Regions from separate parts of the Homo sapiens genome. Here region 2 is linked to region 1. The links are chromatin contacts, found by Hi-C or POLR2A ChIA-PET in ENCODE. All regions are on one chromosome and are shown on one strand. The core of a region is the stretch at or near the end of the contact, and the rest is flanking DNA. Distances in the headings are between cores, read along the strand shown.

What was found. Hi-C counts contacts between places; a loop is a spot of excess contacts on that map. ChIA-PET counts read pairs that join two places held with the same protein, here RNA polymerase II (POLR2A). Pooled maps may share reads with other maps.
Region 2: a loop to region 1 is called in a map of CD4-positive, alpha-beta T cell, with 4 times the contacts of the local background. The contact joins the enhancer-like site here to the promoter of SGSM1 in region 1. A Hi-C loop is called at or near these places in 1 of 168 maps with a recorded cell type or tissue (CD4-positive, alpha-beta T cell) and 3 of 50 pooled maps. POLR2A ChIA-PET finds 5 or more read pairs at or near these places in 1 of 52 experiments (A673).

What each region holds. Positions count from the first base shown.
Region 1 is chr22:24,799,946-24,807,460 of GRCh38, reverse strand. SGSM1 (small G protein signaling modulator 1) reads right to left here and starts at 1,250. Exons shown (of 25, transcript NM_001098497.3): 1 at 1,117-1,250; 2 at 977-1,020. The coding sequence starts at 1,135. RefSeq lists a silencer at 1,203-1,412.
Region 2 is chr22:23,909,994-23,917,508 of GRCh38, reverse strand. No RefSeq gene overlaps it. Among named protein-coding and RNA genes, the nearest start is that of MIF-AS1, 15 kb to the right of the region's middle. Within about 2 kb of position 3,453, at least 37 of the 41 ENCODE cell types and tissues checked have a DNase peak (open chromatin) inside an H3K27ac peak, as active enhancers do; they include A673 and CD4-positive, alpha-beta T cell, where a contact is called at or near this core.

The DNA of each region.
Region 1 (7,515 bases), core at 1-2,500:
ATCACTCATTCACAGACTCATGCACCACACAATATACACACACAGACCCACCCTCACAAAAACAGATACAAAGACACACATAGATACGTGTACACACAGTGCAAAGAGATACACTTAGGTATCTCCAGACAGATGCACAGACATTCTCATACGCACACACTCACAGCCACAGGTCCTCACCCATGCAGGTATACACACCAGAGCACGCAGTCCAGGCATCGAGATGCTACCCCAAGGACTATAAATTCTGTCTATGGGGTTCTGGGAGGTCATTGGCCATGAGCCCTAAAGACTAGACTGCCCCCCTCTCCACGCGCTGACCCCAAGGAGAGTGGAGGGGCAGAGGAATGGCAGAACCTCTCTGATTCTCACCCTCTGAATGTGGGGTGGGAGTGGGGCGGGGGGAGTGAAGGGACCCCTACTGCCAGGGGAGCAGCTCACTGACCCGTGACTCTCAGGGAGGGAGTCCCCTGGCTCTTGGAGGTGGCTCCAAGGACTGAGAATTCGGGGGCTGGGAAGGGAGGTTTTATTTTCCTTCTGCCTTTTCCTGAAGCGTGCCCCACCTTCGGCAGCCCCATTCAGAGCCCCTCCTCCAGCACACCCTGTGGGGGGCGTCCCCCTAGCAGCTTCTCTCTCTTGGAAGGTCCCCTTCCTGAGCCGCGCCCACCTGCTCCTCCACAAGAGGAGGTCCTATCGGGATACATCCAGGTGTGCCCCACACCTGGAGGGCCCTCACGCTACATCCGCCCCCGCAAAAAGCCTCAAATGGGCCAAAGCCTCCCCACACCTACGCCCACCCCCAAACTCCCTCGCTGCGCCTCCTGCCCTGCGGGAGGTCAATGCCCACCCAGGTGAGCCCCACACCTGTTCTGGCCGCCCCCCCGCCGCCAGAGGCCACCCTTCCACGAAGACTCTTTTCCCGTTTGGCCGCTGCTGCCGGGGGAGTCCTGCCCAGTGCCCCCACCCCGGCACCCACCTCCTTCTTGACGGTGCGTAGCAGCCTCTGTCGGGTCTCCGCCTCTGTGGGACAAGAAACGAGAGCCGCGGGTCAGCCGAGAGAGGGTGCGGGGGCCGGGCGCTGCCCTCCCGCCGCCCTCGTGTCCAGCGGCCTCTTACCCGCGGGGGCCGAGGCCATGGCTCCGAGCGCTGCGTTCCGAGTCCCAGGAGGCGGTGGCGGCGGTGGCGGCGGTAGCTCCTCCGGCCGCGGCGCTGCTGCTGCAGCCGCGGCGGGGCGGGGCCGAGCGCTGAGTGACGGCCGGAGGGCGCCCGACGTCAGGACCCGAGGCGGCCGCCCCACCCCTCCGGAAAGCCACCGCTCGGCGGGGCAGCCGGGTCGCCTGCGCCAGGAGCCTTCGCGCCAAGCACGCACGCTCCCTCCCGCGCACCCAGCGCCCGAGCCTCTCAGGCTCCCCCAACCTCCACGCCAGCGCCCGCGTCCCTCCCTCTTCCCTAGGGCGGGGAAGGAAAGCGTCCGTCCTGAACCCTCCTCTGTGGGCCAGGCTCCAGGAAGTCACAGGAAATGGTGGGGCTACTACCGATATTCTCCAAGCCTCAGTTTTCTCATCTTTAAAATGGGTATAATGTGGTATAAAATGGGCATAATGGGTCTCAGAACGATCTGAGCCTTAAGTGAGATATTGGATGTGAAGCCCTTAATACAGACCCAGGGGGAAAGGCCAGCGAGCATAAATGCTTGCCACTGTTACTGTTATTATTATTAATTATTATTATTGAGGGTCTTCCAGCCGGTCGCGGTGGCTCACGCCTGTAATCCCAACACTTTGGGAGGCCGAGGCGGGCAGATCACTTGAGGTCAGGAGTTCGAGACCAGCCTGGCCAACATAGTGAAACCCCGTCTCTACGAAAATACAAAAATTAGCCGGACATGATGGCGAGCTGCCTGTAATCCCAGCTACTGGGGAGGCTAAGGCAGGAGAATCTCTTGAACCCGGGAAGCAGAGGTTACAGTGATCCAACATGGCGCCATTGCACTCCAGCCTGAGCGACAGAGTGAGACTCCGTCTCAAAAAATAAAAAAAATACAAATACAAAAATTAGCCAGGCATGGTGGCGTGCTCCTGTAATCCCAGCTACTCAGGAGGCTGAGGCATGAGAATTGCTTGAACCCTGGAGGCAGAGGTGTCAGTGAGCCAAGATTGTGCCACCACACTCCAGCCTGGGCAACAAAAGTGAAACTCCATCTCAAAAAAAAAAAAAAAAAAAAGAGTCTTCCAAGATACACTGGTTATCCATTCAGGAGAGGCCGGGACTTAAGTGGCTCCCTCCCCGACATGCAGGTCACTGGAGGAGTGGGGTTTTCCCAGGAGTCTGGCCCCAAAAGGAGGCACTTGTCAGCCAGGATCTCTGGGGCTGAGCAAGCAGTGGGCTCTGTGGGAAAAGCCTTGTTCCATCAAGAGCCCCTGGTCACCCCAAGTCCCTAACTGTATCCACCCAGAATGCAACTCAGGTCAATATTTATTGAGCACCTACTCTGTGCCAAGTGACTGTGCTAGAGATTTCTAAGTGAGCAAGACAGACAATGAACTCTGCCCTCATGGAGTTTAGGAGGCGGACAACAAAATATGTAAGAAAAGGACAGACCATGCTGGAAAGTTCTGGAGAAAAATTAAGTAGGCAAGGGGGACAGGGAGGGCCCAGACCCCTGGGGATCGTATTCTGAAGTAGGGTGGTTGAGGGAGGCCCCACTGAGCAGGTGACATTTAAGCAAAGAGGAAAAGGAGTAGGCCATGGGGATTTCTGGAGGAAGAGCAGTTGAGTCAAGGGAACAGCAAATGCAAAGTCCCTGAGGAGGGAGTGTGTCCAGTCAAACAGTGACAAATAGCACAGATGCCTGTGGGGCTGGAGTGGTGTGAACAATGGGGACGGTGGTGGGATGTTGGCCAGAGAGGTGCAGGGCCAAAACCCTGTATGACTTTGATGGTGATGTTAAGGATTTGCAATGCCTTTTAGGGTCCCCCAGTATTCAGGCCTTCCTTCAGAAGGACTAGAGGGCAGCTTAGAGTGCCTCTCCGTGCAGCAGTGGATCCAGAGCCCCCTTTTTTCCATTGGTCAGTGTCAGGGGTCTCTGGCCGTAAGCCACAGAAGCTGACTTTGGCTTCCTCAGGCAAAAGGAAATAAACTGGGAAGATAATATGTGATCCCAGAGCCCATGGGAGCCTGGAGAACTGGGAAATGGGATGAAATCAAGGTGGCTCTGGAAGGCCAGAAAGGGGAATCTTGGGAATATTTGCCTGGCAAGGACAGTGTGGTTAGGGCACTGCTGCTCTGGTAAAGAGAATGCCATTCGTTTAAGGTTTTCATCCTATGGAGGGAGTGCCTGATTGTCCTGACCTGGGACACAAGCCTGCCCATTGGCTTGGGGAGAGGTGTCTCAATCACAAACCCCTGCTCCACAATCTCCAGCAAGTCCCCCAGGAGAATGGGAAATGGTTGCTTGGCAGCAAAAATAATCATATATTGCGCACCTACTATGTGGCAGGCACTGCGCTAAGGGCTTTGGGTTTTGCTCACATGATCTTATTGACCCTCCTTCCACCCCACGCTAACCCTATGAGCCTTATGTCATTGACAAAGCCAAGCCTGGAGGGGGTTTCATCCCTGTTTGTTTAACAAGTGTGTGGCCGCCAGGATTCTGACCTGAGGACCAAAGTGATTGATCCATTAGTTCCTCTCCTTGGCTTCACCCCTAAGTTAACTGGGGTACTTTAGGAAGGTGGTAGGGTGCCTAAGCCTCACTCTAGGGAATCATTTTTCAAAACCCACATTTTTCCTTTTCCTGCCAAGCACAAAGTCTGGGAAGTTGACCTGTGCTGGTCCTTGAAAACCTGGAGCTTTTCCTCCAAGATAAAGGACTCCATGGTGTTTGGTGCAGTTGCAACTGGCAGGAGGGCATGGTTGACCTGCATGCAACTCAGGTCAACAGATATTTATGAACACCTACTGTGTGCCAGGTGACTGTGCTAGATACTTCTAAGTGAACGAGACAGGCAAAAAGCTCTGCCCTCGTGGAGCTTAGGAAGCAGACAATAAAATAAGCAAATAATAGAGTATGTTGGAAAGTTCTGGAGGAAAACAAAGTAGGCAGGGGAGACAGGGAGGGCCCAGACAGATGGGGATTTTATTATGAAACAGAGTGGTTGAGGGAGGCCCCACTGAGCAGGTGACATTGGAACCCTGAATTCCATGGGACCAGGGATTGCACCCTGCTGCAGTTGGAACACTCACCACTAGGGGCACCATCACCTAAGATCAGCTTGGGAAGAGTTGCACTCTCCCTGTGGCCAGAATAGGAAAATTTACCTGGGTCCCAAAGCCTCCCCCAGTGTCTGAGAATCCCATTACCTGGCCTATGACACCTCACACCCTTAGCGCTGACCAGTGGTGCAGCAGCTGGAACCAGTTAAGAGAAGCCTCTTTCTCCAGCAATGTTTCTTCAGCGCCCTCAGCTGGGAAAGGTCAGCTCTGTGATCAGCGTAAATGAAAAATGCTAAGAAAGTCCAGGCTAGGCCGGACGCGGTGGCTCACACCTGTAATCCCAGCACTTTGGGAGGCCGAGGCGGGTGGATCGCCTGAGGTCAGGAGTTCGAGACCAGCCTGGCCAACACAGGCGTGGTGGTTCACACCTGTAATCCCAGCACTTTGGGAGGCCGAGGCAGGCGGATCATGAGGTCAGGAGTTCGAGACCAGTCTGGCCAACATAGTGAAACCCTGTCTCTACTAAAAATACAAAAAAAAATTAGCCGGGCCTGGTGGTGTGTGCCTGTAATCCCAGCTACTCGAGAGGCTGAGGCAGGAGAATTGTGTGAACCCGGGAGGCAGAGGTTGCAGTGAGCCAAGCTTGCACCACTGCACTCCAGTCTGGGCAAAAGAACTAGACTCCGTCTCAAAAAAAAAAAAAGAGAGAAAAAAAAAACAGCTTAACCAAGACATGCAGCTGGAAAGTAAGAGAGGCTAGATTCAGGCCGAGGCACTCTTGAGCCTCTTACTATACAGAGAAATCTTGATTAATGTTGTGTTGCATGCCCTATGCAGCAGATACTCCTTGTTGCTGCGATGGTGAATTTTATCTGTCAACTTGCTTGGACCAGGGGTGCTCAAACATTTGCTCAAAGGTTATTCTGGGCGTGACTGTGAGGGTGTTTGTAGATAAGATTAATGTTTGAATCCATCGACTGAGTAAAGCAGATTGCTGTCTCTGATGTAGGTAAGCCTCATTCAATCAATTGAAGATCTGAATGGAACAAAAAAAGGCAGAACAAGAGGAAACTCCTCCTGCCTGACTGTTTGAGCTGCGACATCTTTTCCCACCTTCTGACTCAAATTGAAACCTCTGCTCTTCCTGGGCCTCGGGCCTTCGGACTCAGACTAAAACTGCACTATCAGCCCTCCTGGGCCTCCAGTTTGCTGACTGCAAATCCTGGGACTTCTCAGCTTGCATAATTGTATAAGCCAAGTTCTTGTAATAAATCTCCTTATATATGTATAGATGCATACATATATAAGTGTGCATATATTTATATGTGTGTATATATGTACATCTTGTTGGTTCTGTTTCTCTGGAGAACACTGACTAATACAGTTGTCACCTCAATATTCGTTTGCCTCCCCCTCTTTTTAATGAAACTGAATTTGCCCAGGTATCCAACTCTACACATTGGCCACTGCCTTGGAAGACCCTGTTCTTCTTCCCATCTAGGTAGGTCCTGACTGGACTAAGTCAATCATGGTGCTCCTGCAATTCGCAGTTGCAAAAATATGGAACCAGCCCAAATGTCCATCAATCAATGAGTGGATAAAGAAAATATAATATATATACCACAGAATACTACTCAGCCATAAAAAGGAATGAAATAATGGCATTGCAGCAACCTGGATGGAGTTGGAGACCATTATTCTAAGAGAAGTAACTCAGGAATGGGAAAGTAAACATTTTTTTTTTTTTTTTGAGATGGAGTCGCACTCTGTCACCCAGACTGGAGTGCAGTGGCGCAATCTCAGCTCACCGCAACCTCCGCCTCCCGGGTTCAAGTGATTCTCCTGTCTCAGCCTCCGGAGTACCTATATATTTTTTGGATTTTTAGTAGAGACGGGGTTTCACCATGTTGGCCAGGCTGGTCTGGAATTTCTGACCTCAGGTGATCCACCTGCCTTGGCCTCCCAAAATGCTGGGATTACAGACGTGAGCCACCACACCCAGTCTTTTTTTCTTTTCTTTTTCTTTTCTTTTCTTTTTTTTTTTTTTTTTTTGAGATGGAGTCTCACTCTGTCACCAGGCTGGAGTGCAGTGGCACAATCTTGGCTCACTGCAACCTCCACCTCCCGGGTTCAAGTGATTCCCCTGCCTCAGCCTCCCTAGTAGCTGTGACTGCAGGTGCGCACCACCACACCCAGTTAATTTTTGTAATTTTAGTAGAGACAGGGTTTCACCATTTTGGCCAGGATGGTCTCGATCTCTTGACCTCATGATCCGCCCGCCTCGGCCTCCTAAAGTGCTGGGATTACAGGCGTAAGCCACCGCACCCAGTCGGGAAACTAAACATTCTGTGTTCTCACTTGTAAGTGGGAGCTAAGCTATAAGGACACAAAAGTATAAAAACGATGCAATGGGCCGGTGCGATGGCTCATGTCTGTAATCCCAGCAGTTTGAGAGGCCGAGGTGGGTGGATCACCTGAGGTTGGCAGTTTGAGACCAGCCTGACCAACATGGAGAAACCTCGTCTCTACTAAAAATACAAAATCAGCTGGGCGTGGTGGTGCATGCCTGTAATCCCAGCTACTCGGGAGGCTGAGGCAGGAGAATTGCTTGAATCTGCAAGGCAGAGGTTGCAGTGAGCCGAGATCCCGCCATTACACTCCAGCCTGGGCAACAAGAGCAAAACTCTGTCTCACACGCACACACACACACAAAAAGATACAATGGACTTTGGGGACTCTGGGGGAAGCATGGAGTGGGGAGGGATAAAAGACTACACATTGGGTACAGTGTACACTGCTCGGGTGGTGAGTGCACCTAAATCTCAGAAATCACCACTAAAGAACTTATTCATGTAACCAAACACCACCTGTTCCCCCAAAAACTATTGAAATAAAAAAATTAAAAATAAGTAAATAAATAAAAATCATGATGCTCCTGTTTCCTTTGTCAGTGGTCGGTTTAGATGTGAGCAAGTGACACAGTTCTGGCCAATGAGACACAGGAGAAGTCAGCTAGGTGCCTTCTGGGAATGATTTCTCCACTCTTGAAAGCTCCACATCTGGGCACTAGCACTTTATGTGCTGCCATTGCCTGATAGCCTGAGGGCACAGCCAATACAGGGAGGTGGGCAGAGCCAAGAGAAGTGGGGCCAGAGCACCCCCAACGATTCGGAATTTCTTGTTATTTTGGAAAATACATTTCCTCATTGTGAAGTCATTGAGTTAGGGTTTCCTCTTACTTGCAGTTGAAATCACCTTACTGATAAAATTATTCAGTGTTATGTACTCATCTATGTTCAT
Region 2 (7,515 bases), core at 2,204-4,703, 890 kb after region 1:
CGTGAGCCACCATGCCTGGCCTCTTCACTCTTGAGTGATGGATCCAAGGGGTTACTTCTTGGAGTTTAAGAGAAGAATGAGTGGTTAAAAGTGTTAGGTTGGGCCCCATCCATAGCGGGCTGAGCTGGTCCTGGGAGTACTCAGCCTTCTGGGTCCTGAGGTATACCCAGTCTCCTGGGTTGTACAGATGAAGTTTTACCCCAGAGGGGACCAGGAGGCTGGGGTTGCTGAGGTGGTTGAGAATAGCAACAAATGACTCCAGATGAATAACATAATATGCTTCATCACCCTTTCTATCTCCTCATCTGGGCAAGAGAAGGGGCTGGCCACGCCTGGATAAGGCCTTACATATTAACATTTCTTTTTTTTTTTGGAGACTGGGTCTGTTGTCCAGGCTGGAGTGCAGTGGCGTCATCACAGCTCACTGCAGCCTTGACCTCCCTGAATTCAAGCAGTGTTCCTCCTTCAGCCTCTCAAGTAGCTGAGATTACAGGTGCGCACCACCACGCCTGGTTTTTATTATTATTTTTTAAATAGGGAGGAAGTCTCACTATGTTGCTCAGGCTGGTCTCGAACTCCTGGGCTTAAGTGATCCTCTTCACGGGTGGGCCTCTCAAAGTGCTGGGAATACAGGTGTGAGTCACCACGCCCGGCCCCATATAATCTTACCTTCCCTCCCCTCGCCTTCCCTCCCCTCCCCTTCCCTTCCCTTTCCTTTCTTTCTTTTTTCCTTTTTTGAGACAGAGTCTTGTTCTGTTGCCCAGGCTGGTCTCGATCTCCTGGGCTTAAGTGATCCTCTTCACCAGTGGGCCTCTCAAAGTGCTGGGAATACAGGTGTGAGTCACCATACCCGGCCCCATATAATATTTCTTTCTCTTTTTTTTTTTTGAGACAGAGTCTTGCTCTGTCGCCCAGGCTGGAGTGCAGTGGCGTGATCTCGGCTCACTGCAACCCCTGCCTCCCAGGTTCAAGCGATTCTCATGCTTTAGCCTGCTGAGTAGCTGGGATTACAGGCACATGCTGCCACACCCGGCTAATTTTTTGTATTTTTAGTAGACATGGTGTTTCACCATGTGGCCAGGCTGGTCTCAAACTCCTGACCTCAAGTGATCCACCTGCCTCAGCCACCCAAAGTGCTGGGATTACAGGCATGAGCCACTGTGCCCAGCCCCATATAGCATTTCAAAGGAGCTAAGTCTCATTCTTTCTCTGAGTGCTACCCATACTTGGACCAAGGCTATGGGTAACAGCTTTAACCAATTATCTTGGGCCTCCTGGCATAACTTGGCTAGGATACCTTTGAGAGTTCTATGGGACCTTTCAGTCTTTCCCAAGGAGTTTGGTCTCCAGGCTACATGCCACTTCCACTGTATGACCAAGGCCTGGGAAGTTTTTACTACTATGTTAGAAATGAATGCGGGTCCATTAGCACTCTGGACTGACTTAGGGAGACTGAATGGAGGGATAAATTCCTTTAGTAAAGACTTCATGGCTTCTGCCTTTTCAGTCCAGCATGGAAAAGCCTCTATCCAACCAGCAAAGGCATCAGAAAAGCACCAGGAGATATTTAAATCCTCTAGAAGACATAGGCATAACACTGGAGTCAATTTGCTAGTCCTCCCCTCACATGGTTCCCCTGAATTGTACCACCTTGGCCAAGGGAGATATGGGAGGTCTGTTTTGAGCATTGTTTCTCTGACAATAGACACATTGGTCAGCCACTTTATCCATCATTTTCTTTGCTTTTGGGGTCCTTATTATCCTGAGGAGCTAGGTGTGCATAGTCTTCTTGCCATAGATTGAGAGATCATGGGCAGGCTTTATAATAGCCCAACTCAGATTTCTGGGCACCCAAATCCTGCCTCTCTTATTTAGGGCCCATCCCTCTGAGAGGGAACTCTGATGCTCTCCCTCTCGCATGGCTTCCTGTAATTCCCCAGGGGAGTGTCTTGGTTTATTGGTTTATATTCATAAAGAGGTACTGAAGGAAGCAGGGACTTTCCCTCCCTGTGTGTGCCAGGTTGCTCCCCTTCATTAGTTCAAAGTCCCCCATTAGATGACCCCCACAATCTGTCTAGTCATTTCCACTGTGCAGTAGTGCCAATATTTATGTTTCATATTTGATTTATTTGTTATTGGCATTCAGAAGTCCCCTTTCGTACCCGATTGCACCATGGGCATGGATCACAGTGAGCACATATCTCAAGTCTGTATAAACAGTCAAGGCCTTGTCCTTTCTTCATGCCAGGGCTCTGGTTAAGGCTATTATCTGAGTCTTTGGGGCTGAAGTTTGGGCAGGGAAGCTTTTGGCCTCTATGGTTTTCCATAGGGAGAGAACCACATATCCTGCCCTTCTTTCGCTCTTCCGTGAAGCTATGGCCATCTACAAACCCTATGTCTTCCTTTCCTTTTTCAACCACATCTCTGCTACAGAGAACCTTGAAGGTCATTTCTACTAAATGCAAGCGGTTAATATTAGGAACTGAGACTTGTGTTTTTCCCAGGCATGTCCTCAAACTTTGGCTAAATTAACCTTTATTGATTGAGACACCTGTCTCAGTCATTTTTTGGTTAACACAATACAGATAAAGTAGGATCCCTATCTCATATTACACATAAACATTAATACAGATGGACCAAAGACCTAAATATGGGGGATGGATCAGTAGAAAATACGGGAGAATATCTCTATGACCTTGGGACAAGGGCTGAGTTTTTAAGCAAAACACAAAATGCTCAAATCATAGAGGAAAAGATTGATAGTCGCCTGTGTTACAATTTTAGATTTGTGCTTCAAAAAGACACCCTAGGAATTAGGGGTGGAAAGGAAGCAAGCCACAGAGTGGGAGCAAATATTTGCAATTAATGCGCTGAACTAGTAAAAGACTGGTATCCATAAAATTATAAAGAACTACCAATCAATAAAAACCACAACCCAATAGAAAAATGGGCATAAAATACAAACAGGCAATTCTCAGAACATGAAAACAGAGTAGTCAATAATTACATAAAGAGAAGTTCAAACTTACTCAAAGTAGGGAAATGAAAATCAAAGTTATAATGAATATTACATTCCACACCCATCAGGTTGGCACGCTCAAACTGTATGTTTAAGATGCTATATTTAATGTTATTACAATCAAACTATGTTCAAGTTTTTTAATATGCTATTACAATCATTATAACAGCAAAAAATTGGCAACACTCCAAACGCCCATTACAAGAGGATGGAACAGGATATAGAGTGGATATTAGCGAATTAGGCCCATACATCTGCGTGGGAGCATCTCAGAGAACGCAGGGGCGAAACGCCGGAAGGGCACACAAACCAAGCCCCGCCCCCGGGAACCCCGCTCCCACACGGAGCATGCTGGAGGCTGATAGGTTGGTTTGACCACGCCAGTTCCGCCTTCGCCTGCCCCCTTAGAGCCCCGCCCCCGCGCGGAGCATGCTGGGGACATACGGACTCACTTTCCTCGCCAACCCCGCCCTCCGGAGCTACCAGCAACAACCAACGGGCAGCGAGCAACGGGCGCGCGCTGCTCCCTTAGGAGGCGGTGACCATCTGCCCGTGTGCCCAGGGCCTCTGAGGGCGCTGGATGGCTCCGTTGTGTCCGGGTGGTCTCGGGAGCTGCAGGGAAGGGGCGGGAAAACTACACCGGACCCCATGGGGAGCGCAGAGGCGGAAAGGGAAGGGCCTAGGGACCTCAGATTGTTTTGAATCAAGGGCAGAAAGATCGGGTCGGAGGGAGGGAAGGAAATACTTCCGTGCCTTCAGAGGGAGTCTAGAGTCCCAGGCCGTGCCGGGTGGAAGGAACTGTGCAGCGTCCCAGAGGGAAGGAAGAAGAAGGGAAGAGAAGTGGACTCAGAAAAAGTGGAGGGGAAAGAAGGGAGATGGGAGAAATGGAGGGCAGAAGAGGCAACGTTCCCCAGCCCTATAAACCATAATGAGCCCATATGAGAAAGCAGAAAGGTGGGTGGGAAGTGGGGGGCTAGAAAGGAAAAGAAACAAAAGCTGTCTTGGTCTGAGTCAGGAGCCCAGCTGTTGTGACAGGAAGGGACCTCAGAGATGGCTTTCACAGGTGGCTGTGACTATAGCTCTTTCTGGTGCCTCAAGCTCCCTCTTAACCCCTGGGAGACTTTTACCTTTGGGAGAGATTTCCCTTTGGGTTAAGGAGGGGAAAGAGGGACAGAGGGACAGTGGCAAGGGATGCCAGGAGAAGGTGAGGGAGAGGACACATGAGTGTTAGGTTTTTGAAAAAAGACGAGGGTTAAAGACAAGAGAGTTGACCACTCTACAACACAGGTTTATTAACACAACCTACAGAGGTGGGGACCAACTTAATGCCAAAGCCCCACTAGCACTTACAGGCTGGAATCATTATAGGCCTGGATGAGGGGTCTGGAATGGTAGGACTTACTGCCCAAGAGGATGTTAATAAAAATATTTCTTAAACCTTTGTCCCAACAAGATGTGATAAAGAAGTCAGACAGTTGGGGAGGATGTTACTTACAGCCCAAACCCCTGCAGAATGTTTCACTGTGACCAGGGTCTATGAAATGGCAGGAAGATTTACAAAATAATACAGCTTGGACTAAAAATTAGGGCCCAGCCTGGGGAGAGCTAGGCACTGATTTTTAGAGAAGTCTATGTCTTTGGCTATGCCAGAAGCACTGCAATCTTATTTCAAGGGCTTCTGGATGTGGTGGACTAAGTCTAAGACTAGGGGGTCCAGAGAAGACCCCATCCTTAGTAACCCTTGTCAATAGGGAGACTTCTCACGGAATCTGCTCTTTGGGTTTGACCCTCTGTCTTCATGTTCATGCCTCATTCATCTTTGTTAGGTTTTGAAGGGAAGGTGAGGGTTAAAGAGTTGGCAGCTTAACAGCAACACAGGTTTATTGCCAGCACAAACCTGTGGAGGGGGGACCAGCTTAGTCTCAGAGCACGAGTCCCACTTACAGACTGGGACATTTACTATAAGGAAGAGGAAAGCAACACGAAGGGTGGCTGGGCAGTCAACAAGGACAGGTTTATTTTAGAAAATAAACTTGAGAGGGGCTTCTGGCCGAGTTAGCTCAGACTAACTTCTGTTACAGACTAAGGATATTTAAGGGTTTTGGAAGGGGTCTTATCGTAGGTTCCGAATGTTTCTGTGTGAGGGAAAGTTTATTGCGGGGTTGGAATGTCTCTGGTCGGAAGGGAGGCTGTCTCGGGGTTGGCATGTTTCTGGTCAGAGGGGTTTATCTTAGGGTTGGAATATTTCTGGTTATGCTGACATTAGCCATTAGGCTGATGTTTTGGGGCTGGATTTAGGCGGCTTTTAATGAAGGGGGAACTTAGAATGGTGGTATTTGTTCAAGATGGCAGTGCTCCTGCTCTGTCAGTTATGGGTCTGGACCGGGGGAGAAGGGGCAGTATAGCTTGCTCCCCTGCAGGATGTTGAAGATGTTCCTTGGGCCCTTCATCCAGCAGGATGTAATAGAGATGTTCCTGTGGTTAGGTGGTTAGGCAGTATTTTTTTATGACCTGAACCCCCATGGAATGTTTTATTCTGACCAGGTTCTGTGAAATGTTGGGAGACATCTGCGGCCATACTGTAAGGCTCTTGTGTTGGTTCGAACCCCGAGAGCTTGCCAGCAAAGAACACAAGGCAGTGTGGAGCAACACGCTGTTTTAATGAGCACCTGGGTGCAGATGGGCTGAGGCCTAAAATGGCGTCAGCCCCAGGTGAGGACGGGGCAGGGGTTTTATAGTCTCCTGTAAACAGGAAGTGTCCCAGTCTGATGTAACTGCTACATGGTACCCAGATGGCCTCTCTCTTGATCTTCAGGGGTACGTGTCTCCTGGCCAGCTCTCTTCCTGCTTCTGCTATCTTGCTGACACACGCTGCTAGCACAAGTGGTCTTGTGCCTTGGGACTGGGCCTGAGAAGGGAGGAGTTATTCATCCCCCCAAACTTTCAGGCCCCGGGGAGAATCTTTCACATACCACCCTGAACACGCCCAATCTCGTCTGATCTCAGAAGCTAAGCAGGGTCTGGCCTGGTTAGTACTTGGATGGGAAATGATCACAGGGAGGCTTACAAAATGGTATAGGATATCTTGTGGTTTAAGCCCATTCCCTCCGGGAAGACCTTGTTGGTTTTCTCCCTACAGAACCTGCTGTGTACAAAATGGTGTAGGATATCTTGGGGTTTAAGCCCATTCCCTGAACCTGCTATGACATTAACTGAACAGCTCCTGGGGGTGCATCCCAATAGGGAAGTTATTGAGCTCCCAATGTTTTCGTGAAGCTGCTTTGTCAACTGTGAAATAATTATTGCCCTGCCCACTCCTGGGGTTGTTAGAGACCCAGTGAGATACTAAAAGTGTGTTTAAAGCATGTAGGGTCTGCAAATGCAATAAAGTGTGGTCAGAAAGCCCAACTCACGTGGCTTTGGGGGCCACTGGTGAGAGAAGAGACTGGAGGCAGCCTGTTGTGGTCAGAGCCTCCTGCTATTGTCAATTTCTCCTCACTGTCCCCTTTACCAGGAAGGCAGTGTCAGTTTGATCAGCTGCCAGTCTGTTTGCCCTCATTCCCCCTGGCCCTGCCCTGAGTCCAGCGACCTGGATTTGAAACCTGCATCTGTCACTTACTAGCTGAGGGATCTTGGGCAAGACATTTCAGCCCTTTTCTGCTTAAATAGAGTTAAGACAGCCTATGAATGAAACTATATAAACCAAGGCATTTCTGACTCCAGTAGGAGGCAGCTGCTGTGAGGGAGAAGCCCTGGCCAGGAATCTGTTATAGTTATTTTGTCACCAACTGGAATGGCCTTGGGACAAAGCACAACAGCTGTCTTGACCTCATCAATAGCCTTGACCTCATCCCTCGTGTCATGCTGTGTCATCTTCAACATCTGTCACTTCCATCAGCCTTAGCATTGGCCTTGGCCTCAGTTTCCTCATGTGTGACTTGAGGATGATGATTCTTATAGGAATCAATAAGCTTGGGATAAAGAAGCTATTGGGTCACATTATACATACTTTAAATGCATTAAGTGGGGTCTGCAGTTCCTAGAGATTAGCAGATTGCATTGCGTGAGAACAGAGCCATAGAGAATGTTTGAGGTCCCATTAATAGCTGATAGGAGGCTGATCAGTAAACACTGGGAGGGGAGGATTGACTCTTGGGTGAAGAGTTGGAGGAGGGTGGAGGATTGAGTCTTGGGTGAAGAGTTGGAGGGTGGAGGATTGAGTCTTGGGTGAAGAGTTGGAGGGTGGAGGATTGAGTGTTGGGTGAATTGAGTCTTGGATGAAGAGTTGGAGGGTGGAGGATTGAGTCTTGGGTGAAGAGTTGATTGGAAAACAAAGCTGAACAGAAAACCAGGGCATCATCAACACTGATGAGTAATTTTTTTTCTCTATAAAATGATTATTTAGATTAAGAAAAGGAATGACAAATTTTGAAAAGCCGACAAACACCACAAACTCCAGAAAAAAAAGAATCCTGACATTTTTACTAAGTGACAGA